Regions from separate parts of the Mus musculus genome. Here all the other regions are linked to region 3. A link is a loop called in an ENCODE intact Hi-C map of the cell type or tissue named here. Cell type or tissue: heart. All regions are shown on one strand. Each heading gives the region's core, and the rest is flanking DNA. Links, peaks and the distances in the headings are about the cores only.

The links. Peaks named below come from ENCODE experiments on the same cell type or tissue, not always from the same donor. Only the 100,000 strongest peaks of a DNase experiment are listed, where the experiment ranks them.
Region 1: a loop joins it to region 3, with 5 times the contacts of the local background. A loop is called at or near these places in 14 of 42 quality-filtered maps.
Region 2: a loop joins it to region 3, with 2.0 times the contacts of the local background. A loop is called at or near these places in 5 of 42 quality-filtered maps.

Annotation. Positions count from the first base shown.
Region 1 is chr9:44,389,599-44,394,598 of GRCm38, reverse strand. Hyou1 (hypoxia up-regulated 1) reads right to left here. Exons shown (of 26, transcript NM_021395.4): 24 at 4,972-5,000; 25 at 3,713-3,763; 26 at 2,230-3,610. The coding sequence ends at 3,549. Among named protein-coding and RNA genes, the nearest start is that of Gm26306, 3.8 kb to the left of the region's middle. In heart, for the core only: a CTCF peak has its summit at 2,939 (motif pointing right); a DNase peak (open chromatin) is centred at 2,918.
Region 2 is chr9:44,180,085-44,185,084 of GRCm38, reverse strand. The region is part of intron 2 of Cbl (Casitas B-lineage lymphoma); the gene reads left to right. Among named protein-coding and RNA genes, the nearest start is that of Mcam, 48 kb to the right of the region's middle. In heart, for the core only: a CTCF peak has its summit at 2,633; a DNase peak (open chromatin) is centred at 2,634; H3K27ac peaks cover 868 bases.
Region 3 is chr9:44,122,374-44,130,189 of GRCm38, reverse strand. It overlaps Gm10687 (predicted gene 10687), which reads left to right. Exons shown (of 2, transcript NR_152189.1): 2 at 4,897-6,422. Among named protein-coding and RNA genes, the nearest start is that of Gm10687, 8.2 kb to the left of the region's middle. In heart, for the core only: CTCF peaks have their summits at 3,995 (motif pointing left) and 5,669 (motif pointing right); DNase peaks (open chromatin) are centred at 2,559, 2,679, 3,999 and 4,459; H3K4me3 peaks cover 233 bases; H3K27ac peaks cover 491 bases.

The DNA.
Region 1 (5,000 bases), core at 1-5,000, 270 kb before region 3:
ACTTATGAGTAAATCAACTGTAGCTGTCTTCAGACACACCGGAAGAGGGCATCAGACTCCATTTCAGATGGTTGTGAGCCATCATGTGGTTGCTGGGAATTGAACTCAGGAACTCTGGAAGAGAAGTCAGTACTTTTTTTGGTGGTGTGTGTGTGTGTCTGTGTGTGTGTCTGTGTGCGCGCGCGCGCGCGTGTGTGTGTGTTCAAGACAGGGTTTCCCTGTGTAGCCTTGGCTGTCCTAGAACTCACACTGTAGACCAGGCTGGCCTCAAACTCAGTAATCTGCCTGCCTCTGCCACCCAAGTGCTAGGATTAAAGGTGTGTGTCACCACTGCCCAGCCATACATTTTAAAAAAAGATTTATTAATGTATATGAATACACTGTAGCTGTATTCAAACACACCAGAAGAGAGCATCTGATGCCATTACAGATGGTTGTGAGCCACCATATGGTTGCTGAGAATTGAACTCAGGACCTCTGGAAGAACAGTCAGTGCTCTTAACCACTGAGCCATCTCTCCAGGCCCATACATTTTTTCTTAAAATCTGGCATTCCATGTTAAGATAAATCTAAAAAAAAATAAAGTTCTCTTATGTGTTAAACTTCTCTCATGTGTTAAGACAAACCTCACAAAATAAAGTCCACCCCCATTGTGTATCAGCTCTGTAATTACTACTCAGACTAACCAATCTATTATTTATTTGGGGAAGTTTCAAACCTACCCCAAGGTTTCAAGAATAACTTGACTTCGACAAACATTAGGTAAAGTTTACCTAATTTCCCTCAATAAATATCCATAACATGCCCGTATGAAAGCTAGTTGCTGTATCATTAAACTTCAATTTCAATTTTGAGCTATATTGCTGTAAAAACAAAAATATTCTCATTCAACCACATGACCACAATCACACTAAACACACACACACACACACACACAAAAGCCAGTGTACCATTATAAGCCTAAGCATGCTTGTGTCTTTCTACAATATTGGAACTTACCAATTACAAAATGATAAGTCACCTCATTTTTTGTTTTTGCTTGTTTTTGTTTTTCGAGACAGGGTTTCTCTGTATAGCTGGAACTCACTTTGTAGACCAGGCTGGCCTGGAACTCAGAAATCCATCTGCCTCTGCCTCCCGAGTGCTGGGATTAAAGGCGTGTGCCACCACGCCCAGCTAGCCACCTCATTTTCATTAGCTGTCAGTCACCAATAAGTAATTTCCCTTCACAGATGTGAACTGTCACTCACAGGTGCCTTTGTTCAGTCTCTCCAACTATTTTTATTTTTGGCTTTTTGAGACATTGTTTCACGGTATGAGCCCTGCATGTCTTAGACTCCCGTTGTAGATCAGGCTGGCCTGGAAGATCTGCCTGCCTCTGCCTCCTGAGTGCTGGGCTTAAAGGCCTGTACCACCATGTGTGACCAGCTTTGTATTTTTTTCTGTTCACAGATCTCTCTCTGGTTGGTTCATCTATCCACTTGTGTTAAGTTTGAGATTTTGTTTCGTTTTGTTTTTGAGACAGAGTCCATGTAGACCAGGCTGGCCTTGAAGACCCACCTGCCTCTGCCTCCTGAGCACTGGGATTCAAGGCCTGTGCTGCCACCTCCCAGTTGCTTTGTATTTTGAGACAGGGCCTCATGGTAAGCTTCGGGATGGCTTACAACTTGCTATGCAAGCCAAGCTGGGCTTAAACTCCAGGAGCTCCCTTGCCTCTGCCTGCAGAATGCTGGGTCAAAGGCCTGGTAATGTTTCAGTACAGATTCGAGATAAGGCAGTAAGAGACACACATGGATCACAAGAACTGTGCACCCAAGTCTGGCAGTGGGCTTCTCAGATTCATTGAAAAGCCATTTTCTGGTATGGATTTCGAACTTTCTATCTTATCACATTAAATATGATTGTTACAGCAAACAATTACTTTTTTTCAATGTAACCAAATTCCAAATCTAAAAACTGCATTGGGGACTGGAGTGATGGCTTACAACCATTTGTAATGGAATCTGATGCCCTCTTCTAGTGTCTGAAGACAGCTACAGTGTACTCATATAAATCAAATAAAATGAATCTCTAAAAATAACCTGTATGTGGTATCTCAATTTCAGCATTGGACAGGTGGAGGCAGGAGGGTCAGGAAACCAAGGCCAACCTCAGGAAACCTGACTCATACACTACCTGTGTGAAAACACACAACAAACAGACAAACAAGGGAGGGAAGAAGCAAACACATACAACCTATAGAAAAGAATATTTTATTGAAACAGTTTCTCAATTAACAATGGAACAAAGTACAATTTGATTCAAACCTGTCCAACCAGCCTGAACTGCTAACTAAAGAACTCCAACACACAGGAGGGAACAGTGAAGGACCTATAGGCCCCTCTGCCAATGTGGCACAAAAAAAAAAAAAAAAAAAAAAAAAAGGCGGGGTGGGGGGTGGAAAGTAGGGTGAGAGGGTGAGGTTGGGGTAGAAAAGACAAAACGACTGACATCAGGTTTGCTTTGCCCCTGCACTGGGGTGGCCCTAGCTCCGGCTACAGGTGCAATACTGGAGGACAGGCACTCTAGGCATGGTTATAGCAGGCAAGGGCCTCTCCTTCCTAGCGAAGTACACTGTCAAGTTGAACCCTGACCCCTCGTCTTTACCCACAAAGCTTGCCTGAGAGTGAGGTGGCATTTTTACATTCACTCCATGGTCTCTCCGTCCCCCAGGGTCTTGGGAAAGGGGCTCACAGTAGATAGCACATTTTTGGTCAGCCCAGGGGGAAGGAGGAAAGAGCATGAAGGGGTAGGTGTCACAGGAACTGGGGCTGACAAGGATGTCGAGTGCCTGCAGTATACTTGCATCCTTGCCAGCCACTCTCCGGACCTGTACTGTCCTGGGTCCAACAACCCATTCAGGGCTACAGGGCTTTCCCTTCTTGCCTGCTCCCCGCTTACTCCAGCCACCAGGGGTCGCATGAACCATGAGAGCATATTTACTCTATAGACAGTCCAGATGAAAGTCTTTGGGCAAGAAGACCATAGTCCTGTCTGCACAGGGAAGGAAAGGACAGAAGAGCCAAGGAGGAAGGACAAGGGAAGAGAAGACACAGAAGAGAAAAGAGGCACTCAGAAACCAAGTGGGACTGAGGCTCTGTAGACACTGGCCCAAACAGGACACTGATTTTGTGGAAGAGGAAAAGATGAAAGGATGCTGTGAAGACTGGCCACTTTCCAGTGACCCATAACATCCTTCCCACTACCAGGTCTCCAACAACTACTGGCAGCCATTCTCTCACTTACCCACAGGCAAAGAATTAAGACATAATAGTGATTTTTCCCAAACACAGGGCCAGAGAGTAGGAGACCAGAGGGTGGGGCTGGGGACAGAACTAGAGCCGGTTTCACCCATAGAGCTACTCTAGGACTGAGCAGCCACCTCCTGTCCCAGCTGAGAGAAGGAACTTGAGCCCCTGAGGGACCAACCCCCACTCCAACCCTGATGTATAATAAATAGAGGTGGTAGGAGAAGGGGCTGGAGCCAAGTCGGAAGGCAGGAGCTGGGGTTATAGTTCATCGTTCTTTGAAGGCCGCTTCTGTCCTGCTGACTGCTCTTCCTGTTCAGGTCCTGTTGGAGGGGGAGGGGAGGAGAATAGCAGTGTAAGGCTCAACAGCCTCTTCTTTCCCTCCAACCCTAACAAGCTGCCAATGCCCCAGGCTCCTCTCTTACCAGCTCCAGGACCTCCTAATTCCAGAGGCTCCGAGTCTGCTGGTTCCGTACCTGCATTTTAGAAGGAAAAGGCCAGTCACTAAACAAGTGAGACCTACAAATCCAGTGGTACACATAGAAGATGTGTGAGCCACATCTGGGGTGTCTCCCTTTTTTCTTTTTTAAATTTTTATTTAATGTTTATGGGTGTTGTGCTTGCACATATGCCTGTGCACTATATATGTGCCTTGGGAGGCCAGAATAGGGAATCAGGTCCTCTGGAACTGGAGTTACAGACAGTTGTGAGCCATCAGCTACAAGCTGAAAACAGAAACTGACTTCACTGAAGAGGAGCCGGAACTCTTAAGCATTGAGTCATCTCTCCAGACCTTTCTCCCACAAATTTTTACATTTCTCTGGTCTAGGGCTATAGAAAGAAACAGTCAGAAAGAAAAGAAAGAAAGAAAGAAAGAAAGAAAGAAAGAAAGAAAGAAAGAAAGAAAAGGAAGGAAGAAAGAAAAAAAGAATATATAAGCCAGGTGTGGTAGTGTATGCCTTTATACCAGCCCTTGAGAGGCAGAGTCAGGTGAATCTATTGAGTTCAAGGCCAGCCTGGTCTACAAAGCAAGTTCCAGGTCAATCAGGATTACACACAGAGAAGCCCTATCTCAAAAAACAAAAACAAAACAACAACAAAAAAGTATATGTTTTGCCCATGCATGTGGAGGCCAGAGGTTGATGCAGGGTTTCTTCCTCGTTGCTTGCTTGCTTTCTTCCCCGCCCCCCCCCCCGCCCCGAGACAGGGTTTCTCTGTATAGCCCCAGCTGTCCTGGAACTCACTTTGTAGACAAGACCTGCCTCTGCCTCCCAAGTGCTGGGATTAAAGGTGTGCGCCATCACACCCGGCTCGTTGCTTACTTTCTTATATATTTGGGGAAGGTCTCTCACTTGAATCTGGAGTTGGTACTTCATCTAGATAAGCTAACACACCTGCTTTAGCCACCTTTCTCTTCCACCTGGCATAGTAAATGGGCAGCCTGGCTGCATGGCATTTACAAGGGTGCTGGGGATCTCAACTCTTAGCCTCACACTGTGCAATTAAGCACTTACCACTGAGCCATCTCCCCAGCCTGTCTTTGCCCTTGTTTTTTTTCCAAAGAAAACGCAATGCTTCTAAAAACTAAAGGCCACCACATTCACCGACCTGAAATAGAGCATACTTGCCAATTTGCCTGCCCCTAGACTAATGAAATGTCTCATTCCCCAGGTCCCCAACTCACCAGTCTCTTCTTTGTCAGGTTCTAAAATG
Region 2 (5,000 bases), core at 1-5,000, 57 kb before region 3:
AACAAAACACCTAAATAAATAAATAAATGAACTTTTATCTGGAGAGGTAGTTTAGGAGTACTTTCGTAGTGTGCCAAGAGGCTGTGTCTGTGAGCCCCAGCATAGGGGAAGATGTAGTTGTTATGCTGTCTTTCCAGTTGCAAAGTCTCATTTAGGCTAACCTCTCCCCAGTCAAGCTTGAGTTCTACAGTGTCTTATCTTACCTGGTTATACTATACTGAGTCAACTCACTGCCCAAATTTGTGATTTCCTCTTTATATGCATATGGCTGTCATTTGCAGCTTTGAAGCAGACCCTGCTTCCCTGTGTCAACCTTTAAGGACACCCTACTGCATTTGTGAAATCCCTTAATCTCTTAGCTTTCTGCTTTATCCCGCTGCTGTGACTGTGCTGTGCATGAGGTCTGACCTTTTGCTGCATGCCACTGCCCAGCCCCTCCCCAGGCTGCTCAAATGAACCTTTTGCTTTACGTGAACTCCTTTGTCTGTAGAAATCCCATCCATTCTTTCAAGTCTAGAAAACTTCCTAAGTTACATAAAAAATTATAAAGTGTATGTGTGGTCCGTTACTCTAAATTGATGAGATGGCCTTGATGATGAAAATTCTCTGGCTTTGATTCATTCCCCTAGATTTTTAGAATGATCTAAAAATTCCACATTCTTTCCCAATCTTTGGGGACAGAAAAACTTGGTAGCAGTAGTGTGCTTGTTCAGGGAACTCATGTGTTTAAATAGAAATGGATGCTTAATGTGCTATGTACTCAGGAGTTAAATAATTAATCATAACTGGATAGACTTTTTACATATTTGATTAGATTCTATTAGAACTGTCTCCCATTGAGTGTGATTGGTTTTGTCTCTGTATTTTTATTTTATGTTTAAGTGCATGCCATTCGTAGCCATAAAAGATGCTTCCTTATTTGTCCTTGTGAAAGGAGATTCTGGAGGTTTATAGAATTAGTCTTAAGGTGGAGGCAGTGAAAGTGCACGGCTTTAATCCCAGCACGTGGGAGGCAGAGGCAGGTTGGATCTCCGAGTTTAAGGCCATCCTAAGTTCCAGGACAGCAGGGCTACCCAGAGAAACCCTGTCTTAAAAAACAAAGAAACCAAAAACAAAAAGTAGAAGCTGGTACAGAGAAGCGGTAACTGATACTATGGGCTAATAGGCTTTCAGCTGCAGACAAGTCCTGATCTCTAAGAGACACATAGTTCATGATTCTTGAGTTATTTTATGTTTTCTAGCTACACTGAAAAAAACAAAGGTACTAACCTCCAAAATGTGTGTCAATGGTGGCTTTGATTTTTGAGATAGGGTCGTTCTATGCAGCCCATGATTTCCCCTCCTAGCTTCTTGAATTCTGGGATTACAGGTGTATACTATGTAATCTAGCCTATGCTTTAATTCAAATTGTAATATTGTTTTAAAATTTAAGTGAATTTGTTGCAAAGGAATTAGGAAAAAATAGCTACACAGTGAAGAGGCATGGTCAAAATTACTATAATTAAGTGATTGGAGTGATACCAGCAAGATACTGTGACATGTGTCAAGGGCACCCATTCCTGCTTTTTTTCATGAACTCATAATCCTAGTTGTAAAAAGAAACACGTGAGTCAGATGTGTTGAAGGCATTGTACAAAAAAACTGACTAGTGCTCTGGAGAACAGCTGTCATGAAAAAACAGTTAAAGATCAAGAAACTACCACAGCAGATTAAAAAAAAGAACAGTGGCTTATGGTGTCCAGGGTTGGGTGCTGATTTCTTGGGTTGGTTGGTTCATTGGGGGTACTTGCCCAAAAGCCTGTGCCGTACTGTTGAGTGTTTTAACAAGTCATTTACAGATGGGTAACCTAATTTAGAGATAAAGTACGATGTAGATACAGAGAAAGTGCCACACACTTTGTTTCTGCCCCTGAAGAATTGTCTTCCAAATGGTGGAAGGAAGACAGTTCTCACACAGCAGGTATGATAGAGCCATGAAACATCTAAACAAGATGATACAGTTTGTTCAGAAGGGAAGAATAGATATTAAATTTGGATGAGTGACTTTTCTCTCCCCTACCCGAGGAGGTAGGATCTGAGAACATTGAAGAACAGGCAACATTCCATAATGATAGTCATTGGAAGGAAAAATATGTATCATAGTAGAGCTCTCCAGCTCTTGAATCACATAGATCAGTTCTGACACTTACTAACAAGCTCATGGAAGGACTAGGGCATGGCTCAGTAATAGAGCAATTATTTTTCATGTACAAGCTTCTAGGTTAGTTAGATCTCTAGCATTAAAAGGGAAAAAGCTGACTATGAAGAGATACATGTACTATTGATGTACTGCCACCATGAAAGGCATGGGGCTTAGAAAGTAGAGAGTATTTTGGGAGAGCACTGAGTATTGTTCAGAAAGGTGAATTAGGTTATGATGGTATTTTTTGTTGGTTCATGGCCAGAGTTACACGTGACAGGAATAAAGGATCTGTATTTTAAGATTCATTTGGGAACTGGAGAGATGTCTTAGTGGTTAAGAACACTTGCTGCTCTTGGGTAGGAACTAAATTCAGTTCCCATAATCCTCATGTAGACTACCAGCTATCTGTTACTTCAGTTCCAAGGGATCCTGCTCCTCCTCCTGGCTTACTCTGGCACTGCATGTACATGGCACACACACATGCATACAGGCAAAACATTTATATACATAAAGTAAAAGTAACCAATTCTGCTGGCACCTTAGCTCAGTTGTAGAGGACTTGCCTGGTGCATACATACACACAGTTGATTCAGTGGGAGTACAAAGTGTGAAGCGGCTGTTGGAGATTCGTATAGGCTGCTGCTGCCTTCTCTCCTTGGTTCCTTACTACTGTTACCTTACAGTGGGGGTATCACATAAATTGGACCATGAGTATGGTATTATATATATCTTTTTTGTTTTGCTTTTCAAGACAGGGTTTCTCAGTGTAGCCCTGGCTGTCCTAGTACTCACTCTGTTGACCAGGCTGGCCTGGAACTCAAAAAGATCCATCTGCCTCTGCCTCTCAGTGCTGAGATTAAAGGAGTGCACCACCACGCCCAACTGATATGATATATACTTATGGGGGGGGGTCATTGATATGTTTAGATATATTGATTGAAAATCCCTTTCATATTTTATATTCATATGTATTTCTCTGTGTGTATGGATGGGTTTGGGTATGGTTTTGCTATACAGCTCATACTTGCTGCTTTTGAAGTAGACATCTTCCTATTTTAACAAGTGCTGGGGTATAACAGATGTGTGCCATGACTCCAAGCTCTCTCTTTTAAAAGAACAACTTCAGTAGATAAGAGTTAGCATTTCGTCTGACTTCCTGTTGAGAGACGTTTCATGGTGTGTATTTTTAGTTGGTTAGTGTGCTGAGCAGAGGATGTTGTTACTGAGTTATGATTGTTTTCTCGGTATGTTCTTCTTGGATGACACTAGTGTTGCATGTAAAGGTTTTGGAATTTGACAGCGAAAGAACTACAGTCACCACTTGTGACAGTACCCGTGCATGAAGGACTTCCAGGCACTGGTCACTTCACTTTTAAAGTCCATTACCCTTATTGTTAAGGTAGCTTTATATCTAAATTTATGTTTATAATACTCAAGACTTCCCATATTTTATTAAGGAAAGCTTCTAATTATAAGAGCTTAAAATTTTTACACTTATTTATTTTGTGTTGTGGGGCAATGCTTGTGACAACTGTTGTGGAAGGATTAGAGGACAACTTTTGGAGGTGTTTCCACTGTGTGGCACAGAGCATTATGTTTGGTGTCAAGTGCCTTCATCTGCAGAGTCATTTTTCTGGCTCCAATATCACAGGCTTTTTTCTTGTTTTTTTGTTTGTTTGTTGCTTTTAAAGATAATTTTGTAATTATATTTACATACAGAAAACTTAGCAGTGTATATTTAACCCAGTTTAGTGATGAGTTTTTTAGCCTTTGCCCTTTCCAGCTTGGCAATGGGAGCCACAGACTTAGGACCCAGGATATTGCCTCCTTAGTAGCGGCGGATCTCATCATCTGTCGTTGTAATTAGACCTAATAGCTTTTACTATTGTCTTCCAAGTTAACCTGTATGAGGGCAACAGTAGTGCACATCTTCCTGTGGTCCAGTCACCCAGCCTGGCCTTTCCCTTGATGATTCAGTAAGAGACCCCCACCTTTCAACACAGGGCAGGCAGGAAAACCGCCAGCTCAATGGGCTCTGTGTTGTGGGGAGTTACTATCAGCTGAGCATTCTTCTTCCCCACCAAAGTGGTGACTATATTGACCCCTGCTCAGTCTCTTAGTTGGGGTGTCCCCCTTGCCAGCAGCTTTCTTCTTACCACAGGCACAGTAGCCTTTGCTTCTTCTCCTATTTTGTCTCTGGCTTGTACTTATGAGCAAGCTTAAGCAGCTGGCAGGAGGTACTTTGAGCACCATGTGAGATCTCTTTTGGGGTGAGTGTCCTCCAAGCTCCCTGAACACTGCTACAAGCTCCTTTAGCACCCTTTACCCACGCCCCCATTGGTCCCAAGAAAGCATTTCTTCTAAACAGCAGTTCCTGATTGTCTGACATTATCTGTACCAGCAATCCTTGGTCTCTCAGGCAGTCCTTAGTTAGGTCCTTCTGCAGGAGATGCTTTTGAGGCTGTCTCGCCCCCCCACCCACCCCCCAGCGTTTACACAGAGGTGGCCCTACCGTTCCTGCTACATGTCCACCCTTTTGTTTTTAGGTTTTGACAGCCTAGTAGGAACTGGGGTGCCATTGCCTTGACATTGTTGACCCTACCACAGAGGATTCCCAATATTCTGGACTATGTATGTCTTGGGTTGTCCTGTCTTCCAGGATCTTACCTGTCATTGACTACCAGCCCTCAAAGAGCTATCAGTCCGGAGGCATGACACACAAGGGACAGCCTACATGGTGGTCTCATGGATCTTTGCCATCCGTGCTTTGATCATTTTCTTGGGGGGAGGGGGAACGCAATCAGGACTTTCGAGAGCC
Region 3 (7,816 bases), core at 1,686-6,685:
TCGAATCCGGTCTCAGAGTCTTTCCCAGCGCGGTACTGAGCGGTGATTCAGTCGGTCCTGTCACTCCTCTGAAAGGGCGGGGTCAGGTCCCGGGGGAGAACGGGAGTGCGGTGCCGCTGTGCCTCAGGGTCCAGGGTAGAGTGGGACCCCGCGGGCAGGATTCTGCCCAAGCACCGGGTCCCAGCAGCGGGCTCCCTGCGCAGAGCAAGTCAAGTCACTGGTGAAGTCCTGGATCTGAGGCTTCTAGGTTCATACCCTCGTCCCATTTCCCGGTCCCCAGCTTAAATCTGGGGTAAGGAGGATGTAGGGGGCCCAGGCCGGATGCTGGAAGTTTATACCTACTCCCACCCCCAGGAAGTTTCACATCCTCTCTCCCAAATACCACCACCCAGGGGGAGGAATGTCCCCAGAGGGCTGCTTAAGTTTGACTTTGCATTGTCCTGGAGGCTGATAAGCTGGGGAGCTTGTGGGAAATCCGAAGTCACATTCTGCTGGCCCCTGTGTTCTCGGAGGACGTAACACCCTCAGTCCTTAAGGCTGTCAACCCAGAAAGGGACCTGACAGGGTTGGGATCTTACGGTAGTTGACTTGAGAATAAAGGAGATAGACAAGGCCCACCTGCTGGCTTCCCAGACTGCATACCTAGACGGTGAGAATTCTGGTTTCAAGTGAAAAACAAAACCAAACAAATATTATAAGGATGTTTTCATTTTAATCCCAGATATGGGATATGGGACTGCTTCAGATTGTCCATAGCTGCTAACTATGATTTGTCTCCTGCTGTAGCAGGGGTGTGGTTTTGCCAACAGCAGATAGTTTCTGGGGACTTTTCAGAGGGTATATAAATCCCAGAGCCCAGAGAGACAGGGTGGGCTATGGTTTAAGTTGTCTGGTGCAAAGAAGGAAGACGGTATTAGATATCCTGACTCCATAGCTCAAACTCTCCCTAAGGAACTCTGCCCCTGATCAGCAGGAAGTAGTCTATAAAGTCGCCCCTTCTTCTTCCCCTTTCTCCTATCTAGTGTTAGGGGGTTGAAAGTGTGGGAAGGGGGATGGAGAAGGGTGGAAGGAAGAAGAACCCACAAGAAGCTAACACCCCGCTACTTTGGGCCACCAGGGGAGCTTCAGTGGATCATGGGATTTGGATCCAAACTAGCCGGGGAGGTGCAGACCTGCTTCTCTTGCAAGCATCTGTCCCGCTGGAAGCCGTGAGGGCTCAAACACTGAAGGAACTGGTGGTCTTGAGACCAGCTTACTACCTAACAGAACCAGGACAGAGTTCTGAGGGACAGAAGGAGCTGTGCTCTCTTTACAGGGAACTTTACAGCCTAGAACTTTTACTTAGGGGTCACTTTGGTGAGCCAAGTTTATCTTGATCTTTAAAAGAGAAAATGAGAAAGGGTGGGTGTACTTGAACAGGCCTTTCGTCCCAGCATTTAGAAGTGAAGATAGGAGGATCATGGTTTTGAGGCCAGCCTGGATTTATATAGTGAAATGTTATCCTTAAAAGAAAAATTAGCATTTAGCTGGGTGATAGAAGCCAGCTTCCTATTTTAATTCCACTCCTGGGGAGGCAGAGGCAGGTGGGTCTCTGAGGTCAAGGCCAGCTTGGTTTACAGAGCAAGTTCCAGGACAACCAGAGTTGTGTTACACAAAAACACCTTGTGTCAAGACTCAAAAAAACAACAACAAACTTTCAGAGGAAACTCTGGGCAGCATAGCCCATGCTTTCCTGGTACTTGGGAGGCTGAGGTAGGGGGCTGAGGCTAGCCTGGGCAAGATTTCAAGACCCTTTCTTTTTTGTTTCTGTTTTTGAGACAAGGTTTCTCTGTGCAGCCCTGGCTGTCCTGGAACTCACTCTGTAAACCAGGCTGGACTTGAACTCAGAAATCTGCTGCCTGCCTCTTTAATTCAAGACCCCCCCTTTTTTTTTTAAAGATATTTATTTATTATATGTGTACACTGTAGTTGTCTTCAGACACTCCAGAAGAGGGCATCAGATTTTTGTTATGGATGGTTGTGAGCCACCATGTGGTTGCTGGGATTTGAACTCCGGACCTTTGGAAGAGCAGTCGGGTGCTCTTACCCACTGAGCCATCTCACCAGCCCATAAATAAATCTTTTTTAAAAAATTAAATTTTGTCTTGATTGGCCTTAAACTTCCTATGTACCAAGGATGGCTTTGCACTTCTGGTCTTCTAGCCCTGGTGCCCTGAGTTCTGGTATCATAGGCATGTCCCACCTTGCCTGTTTCATGCAATGCTGTGGATCAAACCGAGACTTCGTGTGTGCTGGGTGAGCGAGCATCTGCCAATGAACTACAATCCCAGCAAGCAATGAGGGTCTGAAGAAAGGTCAGTCATGAGAAGAGCCAAATTAAAGGCTGAACTCTGTGGACTCAAAAGAAGGTAGAACAGGGACTCAGAACAGGGAGTGCCAGAGCCTGGTCCCGGGACCTCTGCCAGCCAGGAGAGTCTTTCTGGAACCGGGGAGGTATCAAAGAAAAGCCAGCTGTCCAGAAAGGAACAAGGTCAGTGGGGTGTGGTGGTGTGCACCTGCAGTCCCACTGCTTGAGAATGGGACTTGAGAAGTACTTGGGAATGCTGGAGAAGGCCAGAGATGCTGCCTTGCTGCAAGTTGGAAGTCAGCCTACTCTACATAACAAGATCCTCTCTTAAAAAAAAAAAAAAAAAAAAAAAAAAAAGCAAGGGCTGGCCATTCCAGGCAGGGGAAATGGCTGCAACAAAGAGAGAGGGAGGGACGGAAGCCAGGGTGATTGCACAGACTTGTAATCCCCCAGCACTTAGGAGGCAGAGGCAGGAAAAAAAATCAGGATTTCAAGTGTCCCCTGAGGTACATGAGAACCTATCTCAAAACCAGAAGGGCCTGGCCTGGCAGTGCTCGCCAGTATTTAACCCCAGAATTTGGGAGGCAGAAGCAGGTGGATCTCTGAGTTCAGAGCCAATCAAAGCTCCATAGTGAGACTCTTGACCTAAAGACCAAACCCAAAAAAAAAAAAAAAAAAAAAATTTCAAAAGAGAAACAAAGAGGAAGAGGGCAGAGAGCAGGGCATGTTCATTGCCAATTGCAGTTCTATGTGGAAATAGTTTTTTGTTGTTTGTTTTTCGAGACAGGGCTTCTCTGTGTAGCCATGGCTGTCCTGGAACTCACTCTACAGACAAGGCTGGCCTCGAACTCACAAGAGATCTGCCTGCTTCTGCTTCCTAAGTGCTGTGATTAAAGGGGTGCCCCACCACTGCCTGGGTTCTGTGTGGGAAGTTTGTTGTAGAGGGTTCACCGGAGAGGACCTCTCAGACATGGGTTAAGCCAATAGATAGTCCCTATTAGCTGGCTAGTAATATGTCTGTTGTTTGGATACCAGCATAGCCCTGAGCCTTTCTCAGCTTTTAAGCACAAAACCCATGTCCTGGGTTGACATACTTCAGTTAACAAAACAGCCAAAAGCAGTACTACAGAAACCAAAAAGCAAGGTTAGTACATTTAGAGGCTTTCCCTGAATTATAGGCGTTGATGGACTAGGTCTGTTTTCATTTTGGCAGGTGGCGCTGTCTCTGTGTTGAGTTTTATGTCCTGAATGGCATTTCCCTCACGGAGTCAGTTGTGCTAAGGTCTGGGACCCTGTTACAAAGTTTCCAGGCAGCTGTCTGGCTAGAAGGCAGTTGAGGAGGAGGGGACCTGTGTTGTCATTCTATTTGCACTGCAAGCCTTCATTTATTCCTAATATACATGTTTACTGCAGCAGAAAATGTGGGTTACACTAGGAATGCTTATGTGAACAGGGAGTGTTACGTGGCTAGCTAGTGTTTCCGATGAGGCAGAATTAGGTTATGGGGAAACACCTTGGATTTCAAGAAAAGTTAGGCAAACCGAGGAACGACTGAAGGCTTTTGAGCAACAGCAGAATAATGCGATGAAAGGGGACTTGGCATTACACTGGTGTCTTGAGGTCTTCGTGGCCCAAGAGCGCCCCCTAGTGCTGCTCATTTGGATTGTTCTTTCATCTTATGGAGTAGGTGGGAGAATTCAGGCCTGGAGTTTAGGATTTCAGAGTTACAGAAACCCAGGCTTTCTGGGTCCGATTCTACTTTTTAATCCTGAGTGGCGACTCAACACTGTAGCAAAATGAGATGACAGAGGAGATTCGAGGTACAAAGTGGGCATGGCATGGGGGAGGCCCCCTTCTCTCTCTAATCTACCCTGTGCCTTTGGAACGGAGTCCATTAGAGGGCAGCTAAGCTGGTGGAGAGTGGGGGAGATGGGTGTGTGTGTGTGTATGTGAAGACAACGTCCCTGCATTTGAGAAGCGTGGATTCATAATGAGACAGGCAAGTACATTTATAATAAAACATGCCAAACACTGGGAGCAGACACATGCGTGAAGCAGCTGCTGCTAACAGCCGCGTGGGCCCAGGGCAGCCTCCTGGAAGTGTGCCACCTAGCCTCATTCTGAGGGGCAGTGGGGTGTGCTGCTTTGAGGGTGGCCAAGCACGCTCTGGGCAAGGGACTGTTGGCCAATGGTCATCATCCTGTGAGGGAGGAGGGATGTTAGTGAGGGATAAGGCTGGGTTACAGGCGATTTGTTAATGGTGATAAATTATTAACATCAGCAGGGCATAAACAGCATGGTTTTAAGGAAGGGAACAATACCCCCAAGTTGCTTTAAATCCATTAAATAAGTCCAGGCCCCAGCGGGCCAGAACCAAAGAAGGCTTTGCTTTCTAAGATTCGATTTCCCTTCAGACTCCCTTCCCTCCCTTAGATGGTGGAAATTGGAAATGTCTGGAAGGCAGTGTCCAACATCATATAGGGTGTAGCCTTGTTTTAGCCATTTGTCCCTGGCATGTGACTGAGGGTGTTTGTTTGTTTGTTTTGCAGCCTCTTCTGCCTCCCCCACGTCCACACAGAGAGAAATCCAACCCTTGGCTGAGGCCTGAAAGAAGACCTGCATTCACGCCGCGGAGGGGAGTGCTGCTCAGCTGTCAAAAGAACAAGCCCAGCAGAGGCAGGGTCAGAAGGTCCTTTCCTCTCCCTCCACCCTTTTGTTTCCGTTTCCTCTCCTCTTCTCCCCCTCCTTCCTCCATGCCTTCTGTTTGTTTGTTTATTTGTTTATCTTTTGCTCTGTGTGTTTTGAGACAGGCTCTCCCTTTGTAGCCTATGCACACCTGGAACTCCCTGTGTAGTCCATGGAAACGCTTCTGATTCGGCCTCCTAAATTCTTGGGAAGATGGACTGCTGGGGTGGGGCACTTGCTGCTAAGCCTGAAGACCTGAAATCACTCTCCGGAACTCACGTGGTAGGAGAGAGAGAACCAACTCCTGAAAGTTGTCCTCTGACCGCCACATGTAATGGGGACACAGGCAACTTGTCTAGTAGGCCTATGTATACAGCTGAGTGTTTGGACCAATCATGGCCATTTGTTTGGGCCAAACCCCCGTCTTGCCAATTTTTTTTTTTTTTTTTTTGAGACAGGGTTTCTCTGTGTAGCCCTGGCTGTCCTGGAACTCATTTTGTAGACCAGGCTGGTCTCGAACTCAGAAATCCGCCTGCCTCTGCATTCTGAGTGCTGGGATTAAAGGCGTGTGCCACTACACCCGGCTCCATCTTGCCTCTTGGCATCATGAAATTCCTCTAGTAAGCCACCAGGGGGAGTGTTCCACCCCTGTCGCAGGTGGAAATGGTTGTAGGGTCATCTAGAGATCATCAAGGCTTGGTATAGTGAAAATTCTGATACCTCCGGGAGCTTAGGCAATTGGCTGCAGTCTTTGTGTAGTTACCTCTGTCAGTGTTCTAGATTGCTGATTCTGACACAGGATGATCTGATGGCTGTGAGATTTTTGCTCCAGGGAGTCAGGGAGAGCTGATGTAGTCATGCAAACTGTCCCAAGCCTAATGTCTTTGCTAAGTAACAGGAAAATGGTCACTGGTAGGAGTGTTCACATATACACACATAGAACTTATTAACAATAAGAGTGATTTTAAAAAATGATTTACGTATTTATGTTATATATCTATGAGCACACCATTGCTGTCTTCAGACACACCAGAAGCGGGCATCACATCCCATTACCAATGGTTGTGAGCCACCATGTGGTTGCTGGGAATTGAACTCATGACCCCAGTTAAGTGCTCTTAACTGCTGAGCTCTCTCTCCAGCCCACTAAGGATGATTTTTAAAACAGATTGAAGAGAGTTCACCACCTGCTCAATGCCCCAGAGAGTGCTGAGTGCTCCTTATACGTGCCAGTAGGAAATCATCAAGACCTATAGAATAGCCGGGCGTGGTGGCGCACGCCTTTAATCCCAGCACTCGGAGGCAGAGGCAGGCAGATTTCTGAGTTCGAGGCCAGCCTGGTCTACAGAGTTCCAGGACAGCCAGAGCTATACAGAGAAACTCTGTCTTGAAAAACAAAAAAAATAATAAATAAATAAAATGTTTTTTAGGGGCTGGAGAGATGGCTCAGCAGTTAAGAGCACTGACTGTTCTTCAAAAGGTCCCAAGTTCAAATCCTAGCAACCACATGGTGGCTCACAACCATCCGTAATGAGATATGATGCTCTTTTCTGGGGTGTCTGAAGACAGCTACAGTGTACTTACCTATAATAAATAAATCCTAAAATATATTTTTTAAAATTTGTTTATTATTGTTTTGAGACAGGGTTTCACTGTGCAGCTCTGACTCTCCCAAAACACACTTTCCTATGTTTTGTCTGAATATATACATGTGTACCATGTATGTGCTGCTGTCTGAAGTGGTCAGAAGAGGACATTGGATCTCCTGGAACCACCTATGGAGTCATAAACTGTTGGGAGCACCCATGTAGGTGCCCTTTATTTTTTGAGACAAGGTCTCAAACTTATGTAGTCAAGGGTAACCATAAACACTGGAATCTTCCGTCTCCTGAGTGCTATGATTATAAGCAAACGCTACCAAGCCAACTTTAAGATTTATTTGGGGGTGGTATTGGGGGTGTTGTTTTAAGGCAGGGTTTCTCTATGTATCCATGGCTGTCCTGGAACTCCCTCTGTAGGCCAGGCTGGCCTTGAACAAGTTTTTTGTTTGTTTGTTTGTTTTAGGCAAGATAGCTTAGTGGGTAGAGAGGCTCCAACAGACTATCAAAGTGTACTTATGTGGGAGGCTAATACAATTACAAGGCTAATACTAAGATTGCCTCAAGTTTGAAGCCAGCCTTGGTTACATAGTGAAACCCTGTCACAAGACAAAATAAAAGTAAATGTAAGTACTCAAAAATCCATGGTGCTGCTGGGTGTGGTGGCACACTCCTTTAATCCCAGCACTTGGGAGGCAGAGGCAGGCGGATTTCTGAGTTCGAGGCCAGCCTGGTCTACAAAGTGAGTTCTAGGACAGCCAGGGCTATAACAGAGAAACCCTGTCTCAAAACAACAACAACAAAAAAAAATCTATGGTGCTTTCAGTAATACCCAGGGAACACTCTGCTCTCACTTTGTAACATCAATCCACACTTCTCTTCAAATGTGTATTTATTGCTAGAGTGAGGGATCCAGTAATCCCAACACTCAGGAGGCCAAGTCAGGAAGACCAGCAGTGCAAGGCCAGCCAGGCCTATATAGTGAGACCTGATCTCAAAAAGAAAATACAATTAAAAACTTGAACATTGTACTGGCTAGTTTTGTGTCAACTTGACACAGCTGGAGTTATCACAGAGAAAGGAGCTTCAGTTGAGGAAATGCCTCCATGAGATCCAACTGTAAGGCATTTTCTCAATTAGTGATCAAGGGGGAAAGGCCCCTTGTGGGTGGGACCATCTCTGGGCT